Regions from separate parts of the Homo sapiens genome. Here all the other regions are linked to region 4. A link is a loop called in an ENCODE intact Hi-C map of the cell type or tissue named here. Cell type or tissue: heart right ventricle. All regions are shown on one strand.

Region 1 (4,000 bases), 800 kb before region 4:
TGTATGGTAAGGCTGTCATAGAATGTCTTTAACTAGATGGCACTGAGGTTTAAAATAATATGTTTCAACAAGTTGGTACTGAATAATGCTTAAGACCACCATAAAAATTGTTAAAGAGTAACTGTCTTAATATATATGATTCTCTAATCTAGCTTTTATCTTTTTTGAAGCTTGCATCTAACAAAACCTGCTTTACCCCTTTCTTGTTTTGTTTGATACTAGAAACAAAATTTATGGAATGAATTTTGGGTATCCAAAAATATTTGTCCTACTTCTTTAGAAAAGTGTAAGTTTCAATCCAATGGAGTAATCTAATATGTGAACCTGTTATCAAAACCCGGTGTAAGTGACATGTTTCAAGTGTTTTAATAAACTCAAAAGTTTAAAGAAAAATAAATTTCTCCCCAATGTATAGTGAATAACAAGCTATGTTTTGTTTTCTTCAACCTGAGTTGAGAATACGCCACATAATGATAGATCTAGTCCCTTCACATATATTTGAACACACATAGTTCAAGACCCAAGTGGATTCTATCAGTTTTCAAATTAAGGCAAAAATTTATGTCTCCAAATTCAGGACTGTTCAAAGGCAGTCTTAGCCAAGAGACACCTCTGTTATTTTTTCCATGACTGTTTAAATTCCAAATAATAAGACTATATTTTTTTCTGAGCCTGGAAGTCTATGATAATTACACATTGTCTTTTGATACAGTTTATCTTTAAACAAACTTCAGACAGGTCAGAATAAATTGTTTTAATGTTAGATTGTAACAAATTGCTAGGCATATCATCATGTACTGCAAATAAATGTACACGTCCACGAAATAGGAAAAATTGGGCAGAGGTGAATTCAACCACCCAGCCATTTACATGAAATAGCATTACTCAATGCCATTTTTAACTTCCAGCTTTGTCTAGATGAGCTCATTCAAGTTCACCTCAGTTGGGTGAACTGAGGAATCTGGAGATTAAGATCCCATGCATGTGTGTGACTGGGTTCAGTTAGAATAACATTTTCTTCCTGCAGATCATTAATTAGAATGTTTTTAAAGGCAAAACAAAGCACACAAAACACAGTTTGCTGAAAATGATGTTAGTTTATTTACTTTGAAAAATCTACTTCTATAAATTCATATACTAAAAAATAAATTAAAAGATAAAAATGATGTCCTAATATATTTCCTATTGAGAAAGCAAAATAATTAGCAATCTTCATTAGTTGTCTAGAAAAATAATTTCCTCTTCAAGAAAGTTGCCTCTATTTGCTAAGCTGTTCTAACCAAATTTCCCTTTATCACACATGAAATTTAACTGGAAATACTAGTGGTCTGTTCTCACTTGATTTTTCTGCATAAGAGTTTAAAAGGCAGGGTTACTATGTAATCTAGTCTGGTAAATTCTTTTTTGCCTAGGCAAAAACACCAGTTTACTTGTTAAAGATGATGAAGAGTTAAGTCCAGAGTTCATATCACAATCTTATCCCATGACACTCCCTCCCCCTTTCACTTGATGAAAATATGCTCATGTGAAGTGAATTCTGAAACTGAATCCGCTGAACATGCTCAGCATTTGGTACCAGATTTGTACTGTGACATTCAAACTTCTGCCATGGCTATTGCAATGTAAATAGGAAATTCTAAATGTGATTTGAATTGCCCTTTGGGGAGTTTTACAATGAGAGACGGTACATTTCCAAGGTAGCCCATAGTTAATATGGAGCAAGTCACAGTGGTCGGGTTGGAGACTGTTCTGCTTCGGAGCACAGGTTGACAGGAAACTCTGCACGCCTTCAACCGGACCGAGGGAATTCGGCGGTTGACATAGCCATGTATAGTTCTGAAATATTTTCTCTTGTTAGAAATGTTTTAAATTAGCCCATGAAAATAAGCACCTTTATTATTCACATACAGTGATTCAGTTTGGAGGTGACAGCTGTCTACATAGATCGTAGTGTAGAGATTGGCATAAGCAACGACTGTTTTTTAATTAGCAACAAGCTTTTGTAATTATTAGAGGTCAGCATTTCCTGTAATTGAATCATGTATGCTAGCAAATATACTCTCACAGCAAGCTGGTGTGCTCAGACCTTTCCCACGAAATGCAACTATTAGGTACCATCGTGTTGCACACAGAAAATGCATGGTAAGTTCGGATTGTACAAAGATATTTCCAAGATTCTGAAAGAACTACATTCAATGGCATTGAATTTTATATATGTTGTGATATTAAATGATATAAAATTCTAGTTCTTTCTACCTATAAATTTAGACGTTGAGACTTTTAAGAAAAGTGCATTGCTGAAGTTCTCCACAAGAGGGCCATAGCTCCCTCATTCTTTTAAATTTGGATTCAAGCTCAAAAAAAAAAGTAAATGCTATTATTTTCTCCTCAAACTTGTTGTTTCATGTATCTTATATATATCATAAATATGTGATAATAAGAATAATTTGAAAAAATGATGGATGCATAAGTGTGTACAGTGAAAGATTCCCTGCTGGTTTCCCCCTCCCCCCTCAAACATAACCACCTTTAAAGTGTGCTGGGGTTCTTTCCACATTTAAGCTTATCATGTATTTTTTATTTTACACAATGTGATTGCACTAAAGATTTATTTTATGTTTTGCTTCTTTGTTTATTCACTAAACCATACATTTAGGCATCTTTCTATTATCAGTCTACACAGACCTGCCTTTTCTTGTATATGGTTTCAGAGTATTATTTTGTATGTCTCTAAAATGTATTAATAAATCCCCTACAGATAAATATTTAGACTATTTTTAGTCTTTTGCTATTAAAAACAATGCTGCAGTTAAAAATCTTGCATTTATTTCTTTGCACAGGTATAATTTCTCTGCATGTTAAATTCCCTAGCTGCATAATTATAAAGCTTGTTTACTTAAAACTGTGTCTATCCCCCTCAGAAAAGATGGTTTCACTGAATTACACTCACACCATATAGGTGTGAGAAGTACTTTTAGCTCTGACTCTGACAAATACTATGTACGTCAAACCTTGTAATCTTTGCCAGTCTATGAAAGGAAAAAAATAATATCTTGGCAGTAGTTAAAAGTTCTAGGTCTGTGATAACTTTCTCCAATTAATTATTTAACTATCCCAATTAAATTTTTTTTACTTTCAAAACTGTGTTTCACAAATTTTATCAAAGATGGAAGCAGAGTGACCAGAAAAGACATCACTGGGCAAACTGACCTGGCTTCCATAAACTAGTGAGAGTAAAACCAATGCTATATCTAAGTAAGTGCTTAGTAGTTGCTACAATAATTTTATATCATTTGAAAATTTTTGTTTATTATAAAAACTGTATAAAATACGGTGGTCAGACATTAGTATTCCTATCATACAAATTAGACTGAATATTTGGACAATGTTCTTTTTACTTCTTCGTTATTATGATCATCAATTTAAAGAACTTCAATAAAGAAACTTGAAGTTTCTTATCTAAATTTTACTTAACCTTCCAAGCCTGTTTTTTCCTTTCTCCTTAGAGAATGTCTATCACAATTTGCCCATTCTTTTCTTTTCATTCTAAGCTACAACACCCACCCTTTCCTCTCAGTTTTTAGCAAAGAACAAAATGCCCAGAATTGAAATGTCAAGTATTTTTTTCCTAACAAAATATTTTTATTACTAGATTAAATATACACCCAAAGTAGCAGATTGAAAATAATTACAACAGAAGCTGGCTAGTTTACTGAACCAGCTTTGTTCACTTTCCTTGGAGGAAAAACTGGTTATTTCAGTGATAGCCATATATATTATACATGACCTAAAACTATCCCATCAAGTGACAAGCCCATTTTGGAAAAGCGCAAAGCAGGCAAGGCATATCTACTGCCATTGCAACCATCCCCATATTTTTCCCATCTGAGTGCTTCTTTCCTCCTTTCCCCTGCCACCTAACTATGTTTAGTTTTGTCCCAGCAATCTAACTATGTTTAGTTTTGTCCCAGCAATCTCTACAGGGAGTGAAATATTCTGA
Region 2 (4,000 bases), 790 kb before region 4:
TATTTAGGAACAGATAGAGCCTCTCCTCTGGTTTCTTACACAATCTGTCATCAGTACTTTCCGTAACACCTCAAAAAGATCTTTTGGCATAGCTTCTGTCCCCATTCTTTTCAAGATATCTGGTTCTGCTTCATGTTGTCTCTTGCTGGAATGCTGGCAATGGCCCCAATTGGGCTATCATCCTCCAATCCAATATGCACATTGTCATCAGTCTGATCATGACATTCCTATGGCTACCTACGCACCTAAGATTAAGCCTTCAGCAAGGTGTTAAAAACCCGTCACTTTTAAGGAATCACACAACTCTCCAACATCAAACGTGTCCCTAAATCCTGTCCTCTAGCCATGAAGCAAATGTAATTATCACTTTGAATAAAACACTTTACTTATTTACACTGTTTCTTCTGACTGGTGAATTTCTATTCACTCTTCTAGCCCCAATTCTAATGCTACCATGTAAGGACACCCTGATTCCCTCCTGATGGTGTTGACTATTATTTAGGATGCTTTCATCCTTTTTACAAGTCTCTGTTAGTAGCACTTGTCAGATTGTTCTGTGTTAATTTTTCACGTATCTTCCTGAATCAGTCTATTGACACAGAGTGTCTCTCTCTTGCTGGGGGCTGGAGTGCAATGGCACGATCTCAGCTCACTGCAACCTCCACCTCCCAGGTTCCAGTGATTCCCCTGCCTCAGCGCCCCCGAGTAGCTGGGATTACAGGTGCCCACCACCATGCCCAGCTAATCTTTGTATTTTTAGCAGAGACAGGGTTTCGCCATGTTGGCCAGACTGATCTCGAACTCCTTATCTCAGGTGATCCACCATCTCAGCCTCCCAAAGTGCTGGGATTACAGATGTGAGCCACCGCGCCCAGCCACAACACTAATTTTATTCAATTTTATGTCATCAGCGTCAAGCACAGGACCGTGATCCATAGTAAATATTGAATAATTGTTTAATAAGCAAATGAACATGTAAACACACCATACAGGGAGCCAGTGTTCTGTCTTTTTATAGAGCAAGCTTTTTACACAATTATGTATATTGTACTAGAGAAGTTTGCCTGCTTGCCTGCCTGCCTCCCTTCTTTTCTTTCTTTTTTCTTTCCTTTCTCTATCCTCCAAGCATTGATTGAGTGCCTTCAGTATTTTAGGTTCTATGTAAGGTGTCAGATGCATTGAGAAAACTAAAACGTTGCCTCCCTCCTAGAAGTGTTCTCAATTTTAATGTGAAGGAAAACAGTAAAGTAATAATAAACTTTGGGTACCAATAGTTTCACAGGAACCCCCTCCATGGTTGTAATTGAACTGTTGAGTTGTCCTCTGCTCTCTAAAGGTCAACTTTTGAGATGAGCTTTGAGAGCAAATGGAGACCTCCTTATAGTGCCTTGATACATTAGCATGTGCAAAAACCATTGATAGAACCAATGTCTCAGTTGTTTCTGGAGAATAGTATCTGATGTTGAGGATAAAAAGTGCATTGTCCTGAAGGTCCACATGCCTGGGTTCTAGTTCTAGCTTTGCTACTAATTAGCTATGCCCTTGATTCAGTGATTCAATCTATTGCATATCTTATATCTGTAGATTGAGGGTGCTGGTCTAGACTCCAGATCAATGAATCTCAACTAACAGTTAAATTACAGGATTCAAAAACATGTATACATTAAATTTATATTTGACATAAATATACATTTATATTTATAGCTAATAAAAATAATTATCTATTGGACATTATTTATTGGATGACTAATTAGGAAACATAATTTTATATGTATGTGTGTGTATATATATATAAAACTGTTTCCTAATTAGCCATCTAGTATATATAGTGTATGTGTATATATATATACACACACACACACACACACAGTGTGTATGTATCTATAGTGTATAGCATATAGTGTGTATATATGTAGGTATGTATATATAGTGGATAGTGTATGTGTGTGTATATATATATATACACACACACAGAGACACATATATATGTATATATGTACAATTTCCACCAAAGAGTCACTAAGTTAGAATCACCCAGGGGAGGCCAGGCCATGCATTTTTAGCAAAAAGCTTGCCAGTGATTCCGAGAGACACTGGCCTGAGCTAAATCTATTTTCCATGATATCATGATATATTTGAGGTCTCTGGGCCTCTACTTCTGTCTGTCTGGCAGGCCCCCACCCTCATGGAGCTGTGGAGACTCTCATCCCACTCCAGTCTTTCTCCTTTAATAGGCTGTGAGAACTAGGAACATTGTTTCAAGAAACAATCAGATCAGTAGCTGACATCATAGGTCTTCCTGAAAGAAAGGAAAGAGATGCAGAGCAGAGATAAGACCAAAAAAGTCCCCAAATGCACATGGGCTGCTGGTAATCACAGCTAGCACTGAGGCTATCTGCAACTTCTTGAACTTTAAGAGGGACCCAGTCATTCTGGTGTCCTGACTCCCAAGTATTTATTCTCTGACTGAGGCATAAAGATCCGGGTGAGCTAATGCATCAACCGATGAAAAATGAACAATTAAAACAATGAAGTTGTCGGTTCTTTTACCAGATTGCAAATAAATAACCTGCCTGTCAGACTGGCTGCTCTGCTGGACCATTAGTTTAATACAAAGACATTCTGAGGAACGGGTGGATGACAGCTGATCTATCACCCCAGTGGTTCCAGGCCTTTGATAAAGACCTGAGCAAAAAATGCTGTCATAAACCACAAAAGGTCAATCCCAATTTGTGGGAAGCAAAGTATTAAATGAAATTTGAATACACCCCTCTGCCCATCATGAAAGCCATAGGCTTTTTTTTTTTTTTTTAACCGGCAGGGTGTTGGATAGTTCTTTTAACAAACCGAAACACTTTTCTTTCTGCATATGCTTATTTAGCTTGTTAGAGACATTGTGCTGGTATATATGGCCATGGAGTTTGTAATTGCCACAGTGGAGGGAATGTGATCTTAGACTCCACAATGTATCTTCTTGCCAGGCTGAACAGGGTCTTACTACAAGGTGGTAGTAAGACATTCCATGCCATGGCAAATACTAAAACAGTCCTAATTTAACAAAAAGTCAATTCATTGCACTTTCTTATATGTGCTATGTCTATATGCCATCGCATAAAATATTTGCCAGCTAGAAATATTGTTCATTGGCAATATTAGATAAAGCCATATATAAAATAATTCAATAAGGATATATTATTGAAATTCTCTAGTTAATATCTCATTTGTCTTTAAATTTGATGGAAAAGTAATCACCTTTCAGAAGTCACCTTGAAGAAAATAATTATTATTTCTCAGAAGCATAAAATACAATTATAAAATTTACCCTACAGTTTACAACTAGGCAAGGTGCAATATTTATGAAGATTAACTAATTTCTTTCTCTAGTTGACTTTGTCTCAACTTGAATCTTAGCAAAGCTGATCCTCAATTTTTATCGAAAATCAATGAAATTACTGAGAAGTCAACAAATCAAAACAATAAATTTTCCCCTTCCAATTTTTTGGGGTATTTACCTATATTTAGGTTATATCTTCATAGTCAAAATGTTTATGTTCTACCTAAGTCAAAACAGCACTATCTATTTATTCGTATTTTTTAGTACATTAACTGATTAATTCAGAGTAAAATGTACCTTTAATATGGAGAAATACCTTAAATCTATACAGATGCTATCAGTAGAGGTTTTGTGGTCATTTAGTTGCCCAGAATGATTTTAACTAGGAAGAAGTATCAGCTACATTACTTCAAACTGGTTTGACCAGTTCTTCCTGTGGCCTGGATGGCTAATTAGGAAACGAGATGAATAAGAAATTAATGTAAAGCTTTTCAGGCTGATTTTCCTACCCAGCAAGTTAAACCACAGCTTTGCCTGTTATCTGCCTTTGTGATCTCTTCAAGGTTATATAATACTGTACCTCTCACTTCCTAAGAAGAAGCCCTGAGAGACTGGAAAAAGCTCAGAGCTCATTTCTGAGAGTAACCTGGTTCTGTTCCTGGTTTT
Region 3 (4,000 bases), 630 kb before region 4:
TATCAAAGTGCCTTCTTCTTGGCATCTCCACTTGACTGTCTCATATACAACTTAAACTCACCCTTTCTCCCTAAACTGGTTACCTCTGGTATTCCTCTATTAGTACATATAACCAGCATTCAATGTGTTATGAAGCTATAAATCCAGGAATTATCTCCACTACTTCTGTCGCACTGACCCTTAATATCCAATCCATCACTGAGTCCTGAAGTTTAGAATTTCCATATCCTTTTATTCACATATTCCTCATCCCAGTCAATGCTACCATTATGTTTCACTTGGACTACTGCAATACCTTTCAGAGGGCTCTCTTCTCATCACTCTGACTCCTGTCTATCTGCTTCCCATATATCAATCAGAATAATCTTTACAAACAGGAGAGCCTATCATCACTTACTTAGAGCATTTTGATAACTTTCTTATACTAGTATAATAAAGACAAACTAACTGCTTGAGCTCACAAAACATACATACATCAACTTTAAATCATCCCACATTTCCTCTTGCTTTCTTACTGCAGAGTCATTGACCATAGCTTCCTTTTACTAAAAGTTTCTTGCTCCCTCTCAGTGCAAGGCCTTTGTATATGTTCATCCTTCTCCTCTTTCCCTCCTCTTTGCCTCATTGGTTTCTACTCCTTTTGACATCCTAGCTGTATCATCACAGCCTCAGGAAGGCCTCCTCTGATTTTCCTCACTCAATATCCTTTTTCATAGCACTTTTCCTTGTTGTAGTTTCACATTCCTTCATGTCCTTTTTTGATTCTGTCTGTCTCATACCACAGACTACAAATTCTATGAGACTATGTCTCTGGGGGAAGTTGATTACTATAGTATAACAGGACCTGGCATATAAATGGTGCTCCAGTACACATTATTTGAAGGAACTTAATCTTGGACCCTTTGAGTTCAGTTCTATATCACAATGCCCAACATGGACCTCATCTTACAGGAGGGATGACTATACAAATACACATATGCTAATTATGGCAGGGTAGATATAATACTAACTGTGCTTAAAAGCTGCTATTTTTTAATACCTGTAGTCACAGGAATTGTGGTCAAATGAATTAGAGATGTTAGAGAACAACACAGTTTGTATGACTGATACTCAGGACTGAAAGAATAAAGCATTTAATTCATTTTGCCTTCTTAACATTGCTAAGACTGCAATTCCGGGGTCCTCTCTACTTACAGGCAGTATTACATGACCAAACTGCAATATAATAAATTTTTAGCTATATCTTATTTGTACTCTTATGTATAGCCATTATTTGAATTATTTTCTTCCCCAAAAAGAGGCTGTTTTAAGTTATGATGACTAAACTTAGACCCTACTGATTTTCTTTCTTTGTTTTTTTTTTTTTTTTGAGATGGAGTCTCGCTCTGTTGCTCAGTTTGGAGTGCAGTGGCAAGATCTCGGCTCAATGCAGCCTCCACCTCCCAGGTTCCAGCAATTCTCCCACCTCAGCCTCCTGGGTAGTTGGGATGACAGGCATGAGCCACCACGCCCAGCTAATTGTTGTATTTTTAGTAGAGACGGGGTTTCACCATGTTGGCCAGGCTGGTCTCAAACTCCTGACCTCAGGTGATCCACCCGCCTTGGCCTTCCACAGTACTAGGATTATAGGCATGAGCCACTGCGCCCTGTACCTACTGATATTCTTAAAACCACAGTAAGGGAACAAGCTGGGAATTGCATTATTTTACCTTCAGAATGGCCAGAAATATTTCAAACTTCAGCCTCTTGATGATTTCATAGATGAATAACAATGTGGTTGGTTTTACTAAAAAACAAGAAGCTTACAGGCCTTTCTTATTCTGCAACCCTGTCCCAGTGTTTAATAATAAAATTAATTGTTTTATGGCCTTAATGTTCAAATGTCAAAGACTGTAAATTTGCCGCACGAACAAAATTGAATGACCCTGCTTGGAAAATTTGTTTCTATTAATATTATAGGATCTGTTTAAAAAAAAAAAAAAAGCATCTGGACAGTTCATTTGAATGGCCACAAGAGAGCAGTAAGAAATTAAAGCTTAGGAAGATGACTCATAGTCACACTTACGTGTGTACTTTTTGCTATTAGGAAGAAATGAATAAAAAACCTACTTATATTTGTTCTTAAACTTGGCAATACAGTTTAGAATCTTTTTTTTAAAAAACAATTTAAGAAGGACAATATAGATAGCATCAGTAGATTAACTGAAAAGAACCTTGAATTAGAGCTTTTAGGAACCTCACGTTCATGCGTGAAAATGGAAAACAATAGTCACCCTGGGCAAAGGGACATCTTGAGAGGTCATCCAACACATCCCTGTGGATTATGCAAGCCAAAAGGTATGTGTCCCACTTACTAAGTCCCACAGAAGATTCCAGCATCTGTTTCTAAAGTATGGCCAATATTTTACAATGTTAACTATAGGACTTTTTTTTAAATGTCAAATTCTATCTTTTTATGTTGTAATTCAGCTACTATATTAAGTAGTATGTAGGGATACCCTGAATCTTTTTTAAAAGTTCATACCTATTTCTTTATGTGCCCCTGCCCTTTACTGCTCATACAAACTTGGCCATTTTTTACTTGGAATCTTGGATATCATGAATTTTAAAAATGAATTTTAAAATCATGAATTTGCAAAATGAACGGCAATAGCCTTAATATGTGAAGTACTATGAGGAGTCAGTCTGAAAAAAAGATGAAGAGTAGAAAAGTAGGCAAAGGCTATGAACAGGCAATTCACAAGATTAGAATTATATACTCAATATACATATAAAAATTGTTTATGTGAATTTTTAACATTTTTAACCTAATAATTTCCCTGCTAAGAATTTATCCTGTGGTAACAATCAGACTAATAAGAGTATAGATTTTAAAGTAAAAATAATTGGGAAAGTAAAAACTTAAATTATGTCAAAGAAGAAGAATTTGTTAAATTAATTATAGTCATACAAATGGGGTATAAGGAAAGCCATTACAATACTATAAGTAAATATTTATTGACATTGAAAGCCATGGAACATTTTAACTTTCAATAAAGTTGAAAACATTATATATAGTATGATTCCACTTAGGAAAAAATTGCGAATGACTGCATAGAAAAATATTTGGATGATATACGCCAAAACAGCAATTATGTCTGGGTAATCATCTTATGGAGGATTTTCTTTTTGTTCTTTTTTAGAACTTCTTGTAGATTCTGAATTTTTCTTACTGTTTGTTTGTTTGCTTTGGTTTATTTTAACAATTAACATGTGTTACTTTTTAAATTAGTAAAATCACAAAAAGCTACTTCTATGTTAGAAGAAGAAAATCCTCAGATAATCTTAAGAGTTAGTTTGGTGAATTTGTGAGGTGTTTAAAATTTAATCCTTATGTAGTGAGTTGCAATGAAAACATGGCTTAATAAAATATAATTTATGACATCTACGTTTTCATAATAATATGAAAGAAAAATATATAACAAGCTACCAGGGTATATTGAGATTTTGTCTACATGCAGCTAATATAACTAGGATATTTTTAAATCAACTGAAATGGATTTCATAATTTATAATGTAAACAGCTTTTATTTTTAGGAAAAAATAAAAGTCCCCCTCACCCCTTTTACCCGTGAACAGGCCAGTGACCTGACCTTCAACCTATTTCACTTTTTCTAAATGTTCTAAATGGCCATATTCTTACATAGGCCCATATTTAATCTTTAATTAATATGAATATTTCAGAACGGCCTTTACTTAATATGTGTTCTGTATAGCTGAGGATATAATAATAAAATTAATTACAGAAGAAAGTTCCAGTTACTACAGATTTGGAAAAGAATACTATGTTTCTTAGTATAAACTACTAGCAAGTATTTATTTTTAACCATGTTTAAATTGCTTCTATAATTTCTAAAATTATCAACTACTAAATATTTTTTACAAACCTAGTAATAGATTAGATCTCAAAATAAAAGCACAAGATAAACAGATGTCATCTCCATCTTAAGATGTCAAACTG
Region 4 (4,000 bases):
CAGTCCTCTTTATTTAGTCTCAGGGCTCCAGCTTTCGGCCACCGGCTCAATTAGCCAAAATGGAAACAATTTTCATTCATTGCAATAACTCACTGTTCTGGAGATCGCTTTCAAAATACACACTTTATTATACGCTGACCTCGGTGGCGTGGAGTGGCAATAAAAGAAAGAGGCAGGGAGATCTATCTAGCCCCCTTGGGCTATAATTATTAGAAATTAATTGGGTTCAGGACCCTGGGTAGCCTAGCTAAATTAATAGCTTGTCTAGTGGTTTAAATCCGAATTTTCAGTCCACAGGAGAGAAAGGGAGAGAGTCACAGACATGAAATGCAGACCCAAGGGACGCCTGAGTTTACTTGCAAGACACTCATCTATTAAATAGTGTCCAGAATACATTTGAGTTGAGGAGGGGGGCTGAAGTAGGAGGGAGCAGGGGCGACAAGAAAGAATGGAGCAAGATGGGGAGGGAGGCTGAGAGTGAGCGAAAAGGTCTCGAGTTGATTTTATTCGATTTTTCTTGTCTGCATTGTTTTCGGGAGGGGTTGCATTTAGGGGTTAAAATAAAAAATAAAGATCCTGTGTACTCGGAGCTGTCGTGCCGGAGTAAAAGTGAAAAGGGAGCCTTAGGCAAAAGGAAATTACTGCGAGCCCGCGTGACCTTTCAGGGAGGTAATCAATCAAGTGATCAACAGGGATATTTATCATCGCTATATAGGACTACTTCGCCCTGCACAGGCGGGGTGGGGGTGGGGCTGGGGGAGCGAGAGGAGGGTGGAGACACGCGCGCACTCACACACACACACTCACAAAAGTTTGAACAAACCTGATAAGCCTCGAGATAGAACACGTAGGCTTTAATGTTAAAGCTACCTGATTTGTCTGACATTGTCAGAGAAATACACACACATACACATATAAGCACACATCCAGGCAGCAGCGGCTGCATGAAGGTGTTAACTTTGAATGATCCGCCACGCTTTGCCCTAAAAGGGAAGCTTGCAGAGAAATGCGCGCTTTGAACGCCGGCGAGGCGACAGCTCAGGGCTAGCTCGGCTTCCACGTCCAGCCAGGGAAAGGGAGCCACGGGCCGCAAAGGGCGCGGGGCGGCTGGGGGCACCCCTCTCCACAGCGTCTCGACGCCGGGGCCTGAGACACGGAACAGCCTCCTCTTCCTGCGAAATCCTCGCGCTGCCGGGGCGGCATGGCACAGCGAGGCGCGCTCGGGACCAGCCGGCTCAGCGAGTACGCGCAGCTGGTGTTCGGCGGCCGGGCGATTTCTGCCCAGTTACCTTCTCTACCTCGTAAAACTTGCCGTTTTGTAAATTGCGTTTTCGGTCCCAGATTTCTTAGCAAATCATTCGGTTTTACAATCCTACTCCCTCCCCCTAGTTCAACATCCTCCCATCCAACTTCTGATGTGTATATAAGGTACGGGGAGCAGGGAGCGGTCAGGGTAGCTGGCTTTTAATAATAATGACGATGATGACATTAAATAGTCGATTTAAAATCTGGGCCCCCGCCCCGCTCGGGAATTATAATCAGCAGTTCTTTGGAGAGAACGTCGGGCTGATTACTAGCCCATGGGGTTGAAGAACCATTTCCCGAAGGGTTTATGAAACGCAGGTTGGAGTGATGCGCGCCGCCTCCCAGGTGGCGAGCCTAGGTTCCTGCAGTGTGGGAATGTGGGGCCGCGCCAGGGCCGTGCCTATTGGCACCAGGTGCTAAGCTCGCGGTCCCCCACCAGCCGCTCTGGCCGCCCTCTCCGGGCTCGGCGCGGCCTCCTCCCGCACAGCCTAGTCTGCGGCGCCCTCGCCTGGTTTCTTTGGCCGCGGCAGCTCTGGTGCTCACGCCGCTTAGGGCTCCAGCTGTGCACAGTAGCCGCCTGGGCGTGGGGGTGGGAAACAGCTGGAGCGCCCCGGGGAGGCGCGGGTTGGGGTGGAAAGGAACCCAGCAAGGAGGATTATGAGGCGAGCAAACTCCTGGAGCTGCTACCGGTTTAGAATCAGGAGGAGCAACTTCACGGGGCACGGAACTTGAGCTCCGGAAAGAAACCAGACTGTTCCTGAGCGATGCCCTGGGAAGTTTGGACCTCTTGGGGTCCCTTCCATTGAAAAAAGAATTACTTGGAAGAGTATTTCTCAAAGTGTAATGTGCATACGAATCGCCTGGGAATCTTGTTAAAATGCAGATTCTGATTCAGTAAGCCTGGGGTGGGGCCCAACATTTCTCAACAGGCTCCTAGGTGATGCAGATGCTCCTCGAAGTGTAGTCGCAGACCAGCAACATCAAGCATCGCCAGGATTTCAATAGAAACTCAAGATCTCAGGCCCCAACCAAACCTACTAAATCAAAATTGACATTTTAACAAGTGATTCACTAGAACGTTGAAGTTGGAGATGCACTGCAATAGAATGTGCCTGGCCAGGTTTTCTTTCTTCTGTCTTAAATCAGGACGCCTCTGTGATTGAACTTCATTTCAAATCCTGCTTTCTGCCGTGGTCACGGGAGAGGATGGAGTCAACGAACCTATCCACGTAAACGCTACATCTCCTCTGGCCCACTGCAGAAACCCTAGACTAACATGCATTGACCACTGAGCTTAGGGGCCAAATGCCACCTGCAAGGCTTCCTTGATTCTTGTCTGATTGACATCTCTTCCAGCCACTTTCCTCAAGCCCCCCTCACCCATTCAGTATTTTGCTGCCAAGTCTATGGCTTTTATTTCTCCCTCCTTACATTACAGTTTTTTGTTTACAGATCTTCCTTCCCCTTTCAGCTGTGGACATCTTGAAAGAGATTATGCCTTATATTCTCCACTTTGTTTTTTCATCTGCAGCATGGAAATAGGCATTTCTTCCCACATAGGATTAATATATAAAAATGCTTTGGAAGCCATGGTTGCCATTGTTAAGAAAAGATGGCAGTATTCAGATTTCAGGGCCATTATACCTTAGATAAATTCTGGGGTCACAAGATTGAGTTGAAACACCTTAAGTATCAAACCACTGGAGGTACAAATCCCAGTCCTCCCTTTTACCAGTTGCATAACTTTAGGCAAATTATTGAACCTCTCTGAGTCCCAGTTACCTCCCCTGTATTATTAGAATAAGTATGTACATCTTGCAGAATACTTGTGATAATTAAAGACAATGTATACAAAGCACCTAGTATGGCGCCTGCTACATAGTAGGAATTTAATAAATGGAGCTATTTAGAGCTCTAAGCTCTAACATTTCATAGTCGGCAAAATAACGAGGGTGTGCGTGTGTGTGTGCATGTCTGTGTGTGAGAGAGACAGAGAGAGAGAGTCAGGGGTCTTGGATACTGCTCTTCCCATTCCCATCTGCAATAAGATAGTTGCCTTTAGTCAGCAGACTGCCCCTCAAGTAGCTGAAGCCTGAGGACTTTGACATACATAGAACTGACTGGTACAATTAGATATTAACATTTCAGTTTAAATGCACATGTGTGTGTGTATGTGTGTGAGAGAGAGAGAGAGAGAGGAGAGAGAGAATGGTTTTAGCTATGGTTTTTGGTTTGTTTTTTGTTGTTGTTGTTGTTGTTGTTTTGTTTTGCTTTGTTTTGAGATGGAGTCTCGCTCTGTCACCCAGGCTGGAGTGCAGTGGCACGATCTCGGCTCACTGAAACCTCTGCCTCCCGGGTTCAAGCAATTCTCCTGCCTGAACCTCCTGAGTAGCTAGAATTACAGGCACACACCATGAGGCCCAGCTAATTATGTATATTTAGTTGAGACATGGTTTCGCCATGTTGGCCAGGCTGGTCTTGAACTCCTGACCTCAGGTGATCCGCCTCCCTCGGCCTCCCAAAGTGCTGGGATTACAGGAATGAGCCACCATGCCCGGCCCCTTAGCTATGTATTTTTAAGGGATTCTTGTGTGCTTGTGCTTTCACAACTCAGTTTCATATAAGTCAACACTACACTCAGTTCATCTCGTACAAGCAGAGTCCTGACCATCTCCCAGTCAGCCTGTGGCAGCAG
Region 5 (4,000 bases), 76 kb after region 4:
TGTAGTGGCTCTCACCTGTAATCCCAGCACTTTAGGAGGCTGAGGCAGATGGATCATCCGAGGCCAGGAGTTTGAGACCAGCCTAGCCAACATGGTGAAACTCCGTCTCTACTAAAAATACAAAACTTAGCCGGGTGTGGTGGCACATACCTGTAATCCCAGCTACTCAGGAGGCTGAGACAGGAGAATCATTTAAACCTGGGAGGCAAAGGTGGCAGTGAGCTGAGATCACGCCACTGCACTCCAGCCTGGGCAACGGAGTGAGACACTGTCTAAAAAGAAAAAAATAAATAAAAAATAAAAATAAAAAAGAAATTCAAAAGGATTATAAAAGGATTATAGTCAGATTCTGAGAGGCTGGTCCTCAACTATAGGAACAAGGAAACAGTCATTTTTTAATGAAAAGTAGCCCAATACTAATGTGTGTCTGAAGTCTTAATCAGCATGATGTCATGGAAACTAAACCTATTTGATACCAGCAGATGTGACCCACTTTTTCTTTTTCATTGCATTTTGTTTCCGGTTTAATGTTCGGGAATGCAGTGGTAGACTCTTGTCCTACCTCCTAGCAGTTTTGTCTGCAAAGAGCTGTTTTCCCATCCACAGTCTTCCAAAGAGCAAACTGTCAATGGAATGATTTTGACGAATAAATGACTTGTTTTGCAATACAAAAGCAAAAGTTACAGCCGATAAACAATCAACTTAGTAACAAATGTTACATATTAAAGGTATATGTCAATGAAGGATAACACTCATTATGGAAAAATAAAAGCTAGAGAGTTACAGGAGATATGCCAATGTTCTCTCATCATACTGCACAATATTATAATAATTAGGCGTTCAAAGGAATAGATGATATTCCTTTGTACATACTTAAGATGTGGAGGATAAGACTATATATTATCCCTTTTTTAAAAAGCTCATTTATTGTTGTATCACAAAAGTAAAGCTGTTTAACCTGTAGAGCAGCTATTTTGTTTAGGTCTTCACCTGTAATTTTTGAAATTTTTGAAACTGTGGTGCCATTACTTACCAACGCGAGAAATGCACTTTATAAAGTGTAACTGCTCGGGTTGAGGGGACCAACAAGAGGATCAGATCTAAGAGAAACCTCTCCCAAAGACTAGTCTTCACCCCTCCCCCACTACTCCTTTGAGAAGGAAAGAGTAAATGTTAGCCTTGGGTACAAAATTGGCATTGTTTTATTTATTTCTTGCTTTATTTCTTGATATAAAAAATGTGAAAAGCTTACAAATTTCTAGGCAAAAAGCACACTTCAGGATTTTTTTAAATGTAAGCAAAAAACCTCTATGGGTATATAACAAGATCTGAGCATAAACTTTAACAGAACAAACTAAAACCTGCTAGCTTATCCTCTCTTGCTCCTGCCACAGACCATCTACCCACAGGTTCTCTTTGTTCACTGCATTCAGCAGCCTTCTCTGGAGCTGCTCTCCTTGTCTACCCTGGAGTGAAAGAAGGCATAGTTTTCATAGTACAAAAGTACTCACATACTTTTGTACTCCTTCAACCAACATTTAAAAAGTAATATTGTACAAACTTGCAAACTGTTTCTGTCTTCAATTTACAATTTTAAATAGGCTGATTTCACTTTACAGAGTGGGAGAAAAAAAAATCTAAGTCTGCAGTTATTCATGTGAGTGGGCTTTTTGCTACAGGTGAACAGATATTGCCATCTACTGTTGAGAAAAAATAAAAGAGTTAAGCCAAAAGTTTTCAGCCTTCTTGAGGTCTTGACAGATCATAAATTTAAAATGGAAAAAAAAATGACTTTATGAAAGTAGTCAGTTTCTTTTTACTTATACAGCTATTTAGCATTTGTAATTTGAGAACTAAAGAGAAGAAAAAGCATAATAAACCAGAAAACTTTCTTCTCTAAAATCAGAAAAATTGCTGTGAGTAATTATTCTTAGTTTCGATTAAAGTTGAAAGCAAATCATGTTTTACTGAGTTCCATTTGGCCCACAATATTAGCTGCTGCAATCGAGAAGAAATATAAGTAATGTCTCTTTTTAATTACCTTAACTTCATTTCAAAATTTACCTTATGAATAGGTTAATGTGTTTTATCATAAAAATCACTGGAAACACTCATGGCAAAGTCAGTTTTTTTTTGTTTTGTTTTGTTTTTTTTTTTTTGAGACGGAGTCTCGCTGTCGCCCAGGTGGGACTGCGGACTGCAGTGGCGCAATCTCGGCTCACTGCAAGCTCCGCTTCCCGGGTTCACGCCATTCTCCTGCCTCAGCCTCCCGAGTAGCTGGGACTACAGGCGCCCGCCACCGCGCCCGGATAATTTTTTTTGTATTTTTAGTAGAGACGGGGTTTCACCTTGTTAGCCAGGATGGTCTCGATCTCCTGACCTCATGATCCACCCGCCTCGGCCTCCCAAAGTGCTGGGATTACAGGCGTGAGCCACCGCGCCCGGCCCAAAGTCAGTTTTTAACTTTACATTTAGCTATTAATATTCTTTTGAAAAATAGAGTAGCTACCACTTAGCCTTCTTTAGGCCTCTAGTAGTACATACTTAAGCTCAAATTTACAGAAAGCCCCTTTAGGGCAAAATGCTACCATAAAAGCAATGCATCTGAGTCAGAGAACCCAGCCATGTTCAACTTCTCCCACAACCTCTCCCACTAGGAAAGGGAGACAGAGCTCTGAGCCTCAGATCAATCAATGTGAGGAATGACCTGTCTTTATTCTGGTGGCTGGTGTTGAGCTGGAGGAAATGATTTGGTGGCCGAAATTCAGTTGTTTTTGCACATAAAAAAGTATTTTCCCCTCTAAAAAATATTTATTTAACTCTGTCAACCACCACACCAAGCACCACACCACGTCCTGTAACAGCTATCTTGTATTCGAATGACGCGAATGTGAAGCGTAATGTGTGGATTGTGAGGAACAAGCCCCCACCATGAATGTCTGCGAAGAAAAGGGAAAAAGACCTTTAATCTTTGCAGTGTATTAGGCCAAGTATGAAAGCTGACTACACACTATGCACTATGGAGGATGTGTCTGTGTGTATATCTGTGTGTGTGTCAAGGGGCTGATGTTTTTAAAATTGGTAACTGATTTTGCTATATTGACAGCTCCGGTTCCAACCATTATGATTTATTCTGCTGGCTTCATTAAGATATTGTCATCATAACTAAGGCTGGTATAGCATTTACTGTTCATAAAATGCTCTCATGCATGTCAAAATTTGCTCGTTTAACATATGTGTACTAAATACCAACCCTGTGCGAGGTTCTCGCAAGCTTCAGGAATACAAAGCTAAAAGACAAGGTATCCCATCTTTCAAAAAGCTTCACAGTCTGGGGAGGTGAAAGGGAAGCAAACCTCACAGCTGGATTTTAAAACAATGTTAGATGTCCCATGATAGAAGAATGAAGGGGCGCTAAGTAAAATGAAACACAGTAGCTCTGTTTCTGCTTGGAGGGACACAGCCAGGATCCAGGAAGGTGTAAGTAATCGAAAACTAAATAGCACATGATCTAGCAGAGAAGGGACATTTTCTGAAAACCACAGATCATTATGGGATACCACAGGCTCACTGAGTATCAGCAGGTGAGTCTGGTGAGGAAGTGTCAGGCAGAGGTGTCCTGGGCATATATGCCTAGTGTCACATAGGGAAGGTAAAAAATAAAGGTGATAAAAGGAAAGCTTACAAGCAGAGAAGGAGCAGAGTGTCCGCAATCCCCTGAACTCTCATTATCCCACAGTTTCGGCCCTGTGTAGATGGGCCACATGTCCATGGCTAACAGTGCAGTAGAAAGGGACCCTGCCCTACAATCCTGTAGGGAACAGGGAACATCTATGCACTTGGATGTCCCGTGGTCACAGAAGTAGCTTGATAGAAAGGGAGGGTCGGGTCTCTGCAGCCCAGAAACTGGCATCCACCTGTTCTAGTGGGCTAACTCTAACTTGCTGAGCCAACTTTCTACTCATCTACCAAAAACGGGAACATGAGCCTCCAGTACATC
Region 6 (4,000 bases), 540 kb before region 4:
AAGAGAGAGATGTATATATATTAACAAAGGGCAAGATATACACTAAGATACCTGTACAAACACCTTAACAAACATCTTTTTCTTTTTCTTTTTTATCAAAAGAAGTGTGATTTCCTGTTTTATATATTGAAAACCAGCCCTCTGGTGACAAATGGAAAGCTGTGACTCTCAAGCCAGTTCACAAATCTTTTCCAAATCCTACTTCACAAATCAAATTTTCTTAATGCAAGGCTAGCTGCGTCACATATATCCTGTGTAATGTTTAACGAAGAACTTTCCCTTCTCTGAATCCTCAAAGCACCCTAGCAAACCACACGTACTCACAGAGTTGAATCCTGCCTGGAATTCTCCAGCAGTAGCCTAGCTTACCTTGTACCTTCCCCACTTAAGCAAGTTTGCAAAAGTAGCGCCTTCTCAACAACGTGTTTGGAAGGTAATAGGTTGAAAGGACATGACATAAAGGATCATGACAACAAAGGAGAGTATTTTGTTTTTCAAAACTTAACCCCTCTCTCACCAATCAGAAGGGTGCTCCCATACCAGGGTCCTGCCCTCAGGCCCAGCTCCTGATCCTCTCTCTTTGAAAGTAGGCATTATGCATTTTATTGATTCATTTATTGGGGTGGTGGGGGTGGTGCTTATTCCCCTTGCTTTCTAGCAAAGTGCTGAGGAGAGGAAGCATTTAATAAATCTGTTAATGACTGACTCAAAAGCAGTGGAGCAAGTGTGGAAAGAACCCTGACCTGAAATTTCCAAGAGCCACTGCCTTTCTCCTGAGCAGCTTGGTGACTTAGGCAAGTCATTGTCCAACTTACCTGTCCAGGGACCAGGTTTTTTGTTTTTTGGTTTTTGTTCATTTAAAAAAGCTTTTAAGCATGAAAATCTTTAGATGTTTATTCATTCTACCATAAAAATGTCATCAGTTTTTTTTCATTCTAAGGTTATTTATTAAACAATCCCATAATCAGATAGAGGTTTTAGAAGAAAGAATGAAGTTCTACGATTAACTGGTGAAAATGAGACCAATTATATTATACCACAGTATCTTTGCAAAACCCTAGAGTACTCTGAGAAGGAAATTATTCCTTTGCCTCATATATTCTTCTCTCTCTTTAACAGTGCCAATAAGTCTTTTCTCCCAATCTTCCTAAGAATGTCCACAAACAGAATCAATCTCTTTTTTCTTTTCTTTTTTTTTTTTTTTGAGACAGGGTCTCAATCTGTTGCCCAGGCTGGGGTACAGTGGCATGATCACAGCTCACAGCAGCCTCAACCTCCCTGGGCTCTGGTGATCCTACTACCTCAGCCACCTGAGTAGCTGGGACTACAGCATGCAACACCACACCCAGCTAATTTTTGTATTTTTTGGTAGAGATGGGATTTCACTGTGTTACTCTGGCTGGTCTCGAACTCCTGGGCTCAAGCAATCTGCCCATCTAGGCCTCTCAACGTCCTAGGATTACAAGTAAGCCACTGCACCCAGCCCAGAATCAATCTTATTAAGCCAAAAAAGTCCAGATTCTAAATATCTGAGCAAAACACATACACACACACACACACACACACATACACTACCAAAACAATAACACAACAACCACCATCATATTCTAAGAATATATTCTTAGAAGATATTACTGTTAACTATGGTTTTTTGCAAGATCACATGATATTTCAAACTAAGAAAAGCTGCATAAGTTGATGTCTTATAAGATCAGCAGAAATGCTCATACTTTAATTTTATTTATCTATTTATATTTTGGAAAGATGAGAACTTTGTACGTGCCTCTTTATTCCAGTAGGTGGCTCTAAAGTCCAATTGTTTATTTTTCTATAACAAGACCGGAGCACAAAATTGTGCTAAATTTGAAAAATAACTTAATGAGGAGTATTTTCTGCTTAGCTTCTTTCCTGTCAAAATAAAATAATTTTTTTTCATTCAATAGTAGTTGAACCACCTGAAGCTGGTTTATAGAAAACAATGCTAAACATAAAATGTTGCTATAATATGTTATAATATAACCTAAGATTCTTTGTATTTGTCCACAGATAGAATCCAGACTAACTTGGCAAAATTACTCCTCATTATGTGCTGTTTCTATAAAAAAAATAGTTTATTTGCACTTTGTATCCTATTAACCCTAGCTGTTCACATTTTCTTTTCCTTGGAAGTACACTGAGAACAGTTCTTTTTAAAGATTACCAGATTTAAAATAATAATAAAATAATGTGTGAGTTTGCTTTTTTCCCCTAAACTTTCCAGTTAAATACTTATAAGTACACTGTTTCATTCTGGAGTTCTATTTCCCCTTAGAAAACAATGGACTTCTCTCAACAGTTTGAATCACCTCTTTTTTTGGCATCTCTCAAAGGTTTAACTTATTAGCTTCCTTTCCAACAACATGTTGACATTTGAATTGTGACATATTAGAACTTTTCGGTGGCTTCTCGGAAATAGTGAGGTTAAAGAGACAATACCCTACAAGACAGTAAAACAGTGCAATTGTCTCTATTGGGGAATACTACTTAGACACACGTCAGGTCATTTTAAGAGAGTATTATGATATCATTATTTCTTTGTAGTCCACTATTAATCATGTCTCTTTTAATTCCATTTTAGATTTACTCAATCCAATGTGAACAGTCTAAGAAACAAAAGAAATTGATGGATACACTGTAACTATATATTATAAAGACAATTCTCTTTGCCAAGACATAGATCACTACTGTAATTTCCCTTTAAGAGTCCAGATTGTCATGTGAAGAATATTGAGTGCATACAAAATAAAAGACACGGAAGAGTGTTGATGTTGGCTTTATTTACTGGAGGTAAAAGGTGACATTCCAAGCCATGAAAGGCAAAGAAAAGCAAAGTGGATTTTAACTTCAGGGTGTTCTTTTCAATTTTAAGTGAGTTTTTATGGTGCTCATGAAACTGAGGTTTGAAAAGAACTGGCAAGCGCCAGATATAATGAGGGCAGATTCTGGGCATGCTTCCCCATATAGCAATAAGAATGTCCCTCGAAGTTCCATTTGCCATACCCTTACCAAGCTAGTCCTTTTCTCAAGGTGTTTCTACCACCTGATCTTCATTACCTCTCATCCCTTAGGGTTTTGGAGACACTTAAGCAACATTGTTTTCCTCTTCTAATTACAATGGCCCAAAAGTATAATTTGAATCCTTGAATCTAGGGATGTCTACATATAAATTTAATTTACTTTCTAATAACATTAATGGTATGCCAGCAGGCATTTGAGAAGAGACAGGAGTAATTTAAATGAAAACAAAATGAAAATTTGTAGCCCTGAAACAATATAGTGGGGAAATGATGGGATGTCATCTTAGAGGAATCAGGCCTTTCAGAAAATATACTTTTATGTTATAAAATAGATCTTTCAGCAAATAAAAATGCAACAAAGGAGTGATTTATATAGATTTTCTCACATATTTGTATATAATAAGTATGTTTGACCATGCTTATAAAATAGAGTTATAATGTCTTTAAAATCTGTATTCTCAAAATCTTGAGTATATTGCAGTCCAGTGAATTACATACCATCTGTGTTATGTGCCATAAGCAGAGACACTACTAATATAACTCTCTCATTTTTGTGTTGGAGAAAAATGGAAGGGAGTCAATTAATCTGTTAAGTTCCATAAAACAGTTAATAATGGGTCTCTTCTCCTATCAGGGTTTTATGTAAAAAGTTCTCTGGATTCAAAATAAAAATATCCTGGATCTGAAATTTTGTAATGAATATACCCCCAATAAATAAAGAGAGGTTCAAAAATATTCAACACTTAGAAAATTTTGAGTTAATATGAAAAGGTTGTTCATTTGTTATTTTTGCTCTCTCTCTCAGAATGTTCTATGAGAAGAAAAAACTCAATTCTTCCCAATATAAGGTGAAAGACAAGAAGAATGGGGCCTATAAGAAAATAGATTATATGGAAATTCCATTTTTTTAAAAAGTCATAATAAATATTTTAAAACCGTGTTAA

What was found. A loop is a pair of places that touch in the nucleus more often than their neighbours do. Peaks named below come from ENCODE experiments on the same cell type or tissue, not always from the same donor. Only the 100,000 strongest peaks of a DNase experiment are listed, where the experiment ranks them.
Region 1: a loop joins it to region 4, with 7 times the contacts of the local background. A loop is called at or near these places in 43 of 110 quality-filtered maps.
Region 2: a loop joins it to region 4, with 7 times the contacts of the local background. A loop is called at or near these places in 41 of 110 quality-filtered maps.
Region 3: a loop joins it to region 4, with 7 times the contacts of the local background. A loop is called at or near these places in 51 of 110 quality-filtered maps.
Region 5: it touches region 4 in a loop (8-fold over the local background); 14 of 110 quality-filtered maps call a loop at or near these places.
Region 6: it touches region 4 in a loop (6-fold over the local background); 95 of 110 quality-filtered maps call a loop at or near these places.

What each region holds. Positions count from the first base shown.
Region 1 is chr3:168,862,820-168,866,819 of GRCh38, forward strand. No RefSeq gene overlaps it. Among named protein-coding and RNA genes, the nearest start is that of LINC02082, 37 kb to the right of the region's middle. In heart right ventricle, a CTCF peak has its summit at 2,315 (motif pointing right); no DNase peak of the experiment used is centred here; H3K4me3 peaks cover 973 bases.
Region 2 is chr3:168,874,235-168,878,234 of GRCh38, forward strand. No RefSeq gene overlaps it. Among named protein-coding and RNA genes, the nearest start is that of LINC02082, 26 kb to the right of the region's middle. In heart right ventricle, no CTCF peak of the experiment used is centred here; a DNase peak (open chromatin) is centred at 2,177; H3K27ac peaks cover 2,422 bases.
Region 3 is chr3:169,039,811-169,043,810 of GRCh38, forward strand. The region is part of intron 1 of LOC107986051 (a long non-coding RNA gene); the gene reads right to left. Among named protein-coding and RNA genes, the nearest start is that of LINC01997, 39 kb to the left of the region's middle. In heart right ventricle, a CTCF peak has its summit at 2,011 (motif pointing right); no DNase peak of the experiment used is centred here; H3K4me3 peaks cover 503 bases; H3K27ac peaks cover 1,169 bases.
Region 4 is chr3:169,667,472-169,671,471 of GRCh38, forward strand. No RefSeq gene overlaps it. Among named protein-coding and RNA genes, the nearest start is that of MECOM, 5.8 kb to the left of the region's middle. RefSeq lists an enhancer at 1,642-2,143. In heart right ventricle, CTCF peaks have their summits at 1,813 and 2,021; DNase peaks (open chromatin) are centred at 1,113 and 1,820; H3K4me3 peaks cover 1,952 bases; H3K27ac peaks cover 1,338 bases; H3K27me3 peaks cover 3,914 bases.
Region 5 is chr3:169,743,098-169,747,097 of GRCh38, forward strand. No RefSeq gene overlaps it. Among named protein-coding and RNA genes, the nearest start is that of ACTRT3, 24 kb to the right of the region's middle. In heart right ventricle, a CTCF peak has its summit at 1,704 (motif pointing left); no DNase peak of the experiment used is centred here.
Region 6 is chr3:169,131,567-169,135,566 of GRCh38, forward strand. All of the region lies in intron 3 of MECOM (MDS1 and EVI1 complex locus), which reads right to left. Among named protein-coding and RNA genes, the nearest start is that of LINC01997, 130 kb to the left of the region's middle. In heart right ventricle, a CTCF peak has its summit at 1,804 (motif pointing right); no DNase peak of the experiment used is centred here; H3K4me3 peaks cover 1,204 bases; H3K27ac peaks cover 3,911 bases.